Regions from separate parts of the Mus musculus genome. Here region 2 is linked to region 1. A link is a contact called in ENCODE Hi-C data. All regions are on one chromosome and are shown on one strand. The core of a region is the stretch at or near the end of the contact, and the rest is flanking DNA. Distances in the headings are between cores, read along the strand shown.

The links. A loop is a pair of places that touch in the nucleus more often than their neighbours do.
Region 2: a loop to region 1 is called in a map of heart, with 6 times the contacts of the local background. The contact joins the promoter of Ceacam3 here to the promoter of Psg20 in region 1. A Hi-C loop is called at or near these places in 4 of 37 maps with a recorded cell type or tissue (heart and v-Abl transformed pro-B cells).

What each region holds. Positions count from the first base shown.
Region 1 is chr7:18,684,545-18,687,244 of GRCm38, reverse strand. Psg20 (pregnancy-specific glycoprotein 20) reads left to right here and starts at 1,253. Exons shown (of 6, transcript NM_054058.1): 1 at 1,253-1,319; 2 at 2,472-2,700. The coding sequence starts at 1,253.
Region 2 is chr7:17,148,921-17,151,620 of GRCm38, reverse strand. It overlaps Ceacam3 (carcinoembryonic antigen-related cell adhesion molecule 3), which reads right to left and starts at 1,402. Exons shown (of 7, transcript NM_054059.2): 1 at 1,173-1,402; 2 at 1-98. The coding sequence starts at 1,221.

The DNA of each region.
Region 1 (2,700 bases), core at 4-2,503:
TTCACACAGTCCACAGGTGACAGATGTGAAACACAAGTTCTCTGTCTCTAGCTACATATGCAGTGTTCCCACCATAGAACATTCTCAGGTGTCTGTGAATCAGGGAGAAGCTGATGTTAATCTTGGTCATTAGCTGCTCAAGGGGACATCATGTCCAAGAATTGAAAACAAGTGGACAATGAGATCTGACTCCAGAACTTTGCTGTGATTCTCTCAAGAATTTCTGAAGAATTTCACTACTCCAGGGCCCACTTACGAGACAGGAAGTTGTGTCTTTTTGTATGGGGCTTTCACTGAACACTCAGATAATTGTTTCCCTGAGCTAAGACCTTGCCTAGGAGACTGCTTTCCATTCCTGTCCCTACTAACTTGGATCTCCCTCCTTAGACCCTGCTCTGCTTCTTGTGTCTATGGACACCCCTCTCTCTGGGGATCCTGAGATTTCCCTTTCTCCTGGTAGGACTTATGCTGCAGGATCACCCAGACAAAGGGCATATGTGACCCAGGAGGACCACAGAGCAGTTGGGCTCAACCAACACACAGCCCTGACCAACCCATAATGCTGGAAGTTATCTGGTAACAGTCTATACGAGAGGAGCCCACAGTCCTTTACAAGACACACAGGTCACCTCTTCCTTTATACCAAGAACATGAAACTCCTCACACAGCTGCTACCTGGCATCTGTCTTGGGTAAGGAACTTGGCTGGTGACATTAGTGACAGAGGGTTTATCTTCATTCCCAGTCATCACACAACTGGTCCCTTCCAAATGTCACAGACATGCATGTCACCTTCCTGATGGAAAATCCCCCTTCCCAGAGCACTGAAGGAAGACCCAGGGCAGACTTGGTTCTGATCCGGGTCTGTGTGTCTCAGGGACACATTGGAAAGACAGAGGCTCCTTCTTTGATGCTGACAGACCCATATCGAGGAGTCAGCAGGTGTCAGCCCTTGGATGAGTCATTGTTCTCTGAGGATATGTCCATGTTTGTCAGCCTTGTTGTTCAAGGTCTTGTTGGAGAAGAAACATAAAGAGAGAAAATGTGAGAAAGATGAGGTGCAGTACTGAGAGTGGAAGTGACTGAGCAGTGCCCTGGACACAGACCCCACCACCCACAGCTCATAGGATTCTGGGAAGTGCTCCTGCCTGAGAGAACACTCAGCTCAGAAGGAGGAAGGACAGCAGAGGCCAGGTGCCTTGCAGGAGCTGAAGGTCTTCTCCTAGAGAAAGGCCAGTACAGTGAGAAGGGATATGGAGGTGTCCTCTGAGCTTCTTCTCAGCAATGGGTGTACCTCCAGGCAGAGGGTTCTGCTCACAGGTAAGTGTTCCAGCTATCTGATTGTGTGTGGGAAGGGAAACTCAGAAGCCAAAAATATTCTGTAGTGGAGGTGCCTAGAGAAGACTTGGGTGTCTGTAGTTGCAGTCAGGAAGATGCAGTGAGGAACAGAGGCTCAGCAGCAGGAAGGTCTGAGCAGACAGGAGCTAATGAGGGGAGAGAAAATCCTCAGATGCCCCTGTCCAAAATCAGTCACATTGGCTAGCATTGGAATTCCAATGGTCTCCATCTTGACAGGGTGAATCTCCAAAGAGGAGTCAAACCTGGGGGGGGGGCAGCAAGTTGGCTCAGTGTGTGGAGATATGCCAGGCTAAATTCATTCACCAGCTATAACAGGGTAGATGGAGATACAGGCTTCTGCAGGCTCTGCTCTGCCTTCCACACAGGTGTGTGTCATGCACCATCAATGAGAACACTAAGACAAAAGTCTTCGGAAACCCACACATACAGTACATAGTTATTAAATCACACTTGAACGTAATGATTGTCATTTGCTCCAAACCTAGGAACTGCAGAGATGAATCCATGTAGATATCCTTCCTTCCTCCTTTACTTCTTTCCTTTTTCCTTTCCTTCCTTCCTTCTTTCTTTCTTTCCTTCTTTCCTTCCTTCCTTCCTTCCTTCCTTCCTTATTTCGTTCCTTCCTTCCCTTCTCCCTTCCTTCTTTCCTTAATATTTCCTTTGTTTTTCCCTTCCTCTTCACCCTCATTATTTTCTGAGTTCTTTTCAGGAACTGAGCATTCCAAAAAGATAATTTTAATGGCTGTCTTCACAAAGCCTTTTCTAGTGAACCAGAAATCAGTGTATTCAGAGGAGAGTCAATGGTTGAATAGAGCTGCAAATAGAATAGAAAACAATTCAGAAAGTGAGGATTGTGTGCAGGAGTGGAGGAGAAGGAGTAGGAGGAAGAGGAGGAGGATGTTATAGAGTTCGTTCTCTTCACAACAGACACTCTTTATATGAAGAGTGATATGGGGACACCTGAGTAGAGGATTCCACAGAGCAGAAACGACACCCTCTGGCATGGAGATCATGTTACTCATGTCCATTATGGACACACACCTACCCATAGGCATAATGTGAAGGATGCTCACACCTGCTCATGATTGTTGGCTTATTTCTCTTCCCTTCTAGCCTCCCTCTTTACCTGCTGGCTTCTGTCCACCACTGCCAAGGTCACTATCCATTCACCGCTCCAAGTGGTTGAAGGACAAAACGTTTTTCTACGAGTTGACAATCTGCCAGAGGATCTTCTAGCTTTTGCCTGGTACAGAGGACTGAGAAATTGGAGGGTCGCAATTGCACTGCATTTAGTGGAGTATAATGCAAGTATGACAGGGCCTGAGCACAGTGATAGAGAGAT
Region 2 (2,700 bases), core at 153-2,652, 1.5 Mb after region 1:
CCGTAGAAGAACATTTTCTCCTTCAACCACTTGGGGTGGTAAGGATTCGATGTCGACTTGGGTAGTGGTGGGCAGGAGCCAGCAGGTTAAGAGGGAGGCTAGAAGGGAAGAGAGAGAAGCCACCAATCCTGAGCAGCTGTGAGCATCCCTCAGCTTAGGCCTCTGGGTAGGGGTGTGCCCTTAATGGAGGTGAGCAACATGACCTCCATGCCCTCAGAGCCTCAGAGGGTGTCATTTCCTCTCAGGAATCCTCTACTCAGGTGCCCCCATATCACTCTTCATATAAAGATTGTCTGGTGTGAGGAGAAACGGCTCTCTGACCCCCTCTTACTCTTACTCTTCCTCCTCCTCCTCTTCCTCCTCCTCCTCCTCCTCCTCCTCCTCCTTCTCTTCCACACAGTCCTCACTTTCTGAATTGTTTTCTGTTCTATGTAAGGTTCCATTAAACCATTGGCTTTCTCCTCTGGATACTCCGACTTCCAGTCCACTAGGAAAAAAAAAAAAAGGCTTTTTTTGAGGGAAGAGATTAGTATGGTCTTTTTAAATGGTTCAGTTCCTGAAAAAAAAATCTCAGAAACCAGTTGGGAAAAAAAAAGAAGGGAGGGAGGGAGGGAGGAGAGATATCACCATGGATTTATCTACATAGTTTCCAGGCTAGTAGCAAAAGACAATCATTACATTTAAGTGTAACTTATATTTCTGTATTGTATGTGTGAGTTTGGGAAGGCACATGTTTCAGTGTGCACATTATGGGTGCATGACACACACCTGTGTAGGGGGCAGAGCAGACCTTGCAGGAACCTGTATCTCCATCTACCCTGTGAGAGCTGAGGAATGAATTCAGACTGGCATGTCTCCACACACTGAGCCATCTTGCTGGCCCTCCCCGGTTTGACTTCTATTTGGAGGTTCACCCTGTCAAGGTGGGGACCATTGGGATTCCAATGCTAGCCAATGTGACTGATATTGAAAAGGGGCACCTGAGGATTTTCTCTCCCCTCCTCAGCTCCTGTCTGCTCAGACCTTCCTGTTAAAGAGCCTCTGTCCCTCACTGCACCTTCTGCACCATGAAAGTAAGCAAAAACCACACATCTTCCCTAAGGATCCTGTCCATTTCAGAAGACTCTGGGCCTCCCCCACCCCACACACAGTCTTGGAGTAGGCACCCTTACCTGTGAGCAGGATACACCCCTTGCAGGGAAGCACAGAGGACACATCCATATCTCTTCTAGCTGTGATGACCTCACTCTGAGGAGACCTTCAGCTCCAGCAAAGCACCTGGACTCTGCTGTCTTTCCTCCTCTTGAGCTAGGTGGCCTCTCATGCAGGAGCACTTCCCAGAATCCAAGGGGCTGTGGGTGGTGGGCTCTGTGTCCAAGGCACTGCTCTGCCCTTTCCATTCTCTGTGCTGCCCTGCATCCCTCTCTTTATCTTTCTCCTCCAAGCAGCACCTTGAGGAGCTGAGCTGATAAGCATCTCCATGCCCTCAGAGAACAACGGCTCGTCCCAAGGCTGACATCTGCTGAGTCCTGGCCTTGAGTCTGTCATCACCAAAGAGGGAGCCTCCATGCTGCCTATGTGTCCCTGTGACACAGAGACTCAGCTGAGCACCCAGTCTGCCATGTGTCCTCAGTGCTCTGGGAAGGTGGGATTTCCCATCAAGAAGGTGACAGAGATGTCTGAGGGCAGTTTAAAGGGACCAACTGTGTGATTACTGGAGATGAAGATAAACCCTTTATCACTAATGTCACCAGTCAAGTTCCTGACCCAGGAGAGAGGTCCAGGACTCATTTTGTGAGGAGATTCATGTCCTCATTGTTGGAGAGCAACCTATGTGTCCTAGAAAGGACTATGGGCTCCTCTTCCTGTGGAGGGTTTCAAGGGACCCTTCCAGCATTGTGTGTTGGATGATCTGTCATTGGGTGAGCCCAGGTTCTCTCTGGTCTTCTTGGGTCACCTATACCCTTTGTCTGGGTGATTCCCCTGCAAATATACATGCTTCCCCTATAAGAGATGCCAGGAGGGAGGAGACTTTCAGGTTCCCCAATCAAAGGGGTATCCTTATATACCCCTAGCAAGGTCTAGGGAGGGAGATCTACATTAGTAGGTACAGGGATGGAAACCAATATCCTAGGCTCAGGGAAACAGTTGTCTGAGTGTTGAATGTGTGTCCTGATATCAACCTCTGGAGGTCACCAGGAAAACTGTGATTTAATGTCTACATGACAGCAGGCATGGTTAACAGGTCAAATGTGACCTTCCCTGATCTCTTTAGCACAGTGTGGATTCAGGACCTGTCATCCTGCCCACTCTGCAGATCAAATTCCATCTAGTGTAGGGTGGGTCTTGACAGGATTCCAGATGTTATATGGGAAGTCCTGGACTAAAGTTGGAAGAAGTATGCATTCAGAAGATGGGCAGCCTCAGAAGAATCCTTGTGCTCACAAATTTCAAAGGAAAGTCCTGGTACATTTTTCTTCAGATTTAAAGGAAATGGCAGTAATGAATGGGGGTGCACCTGTACTCACTGGCTCATGTCTGGGGGCTCATCCCTTCCTTCTCTTAGCCCACTGGGTACTGAGGGTCTGCTATTGAGGACAGGGAACAAAATAGTGATTCAAATGGAAGTGCCAACTGCTCTTCCCTGTACACTACTCTAGGTCTCTTTCTCCTACTATGATAAAAACACTGTGAACAGAA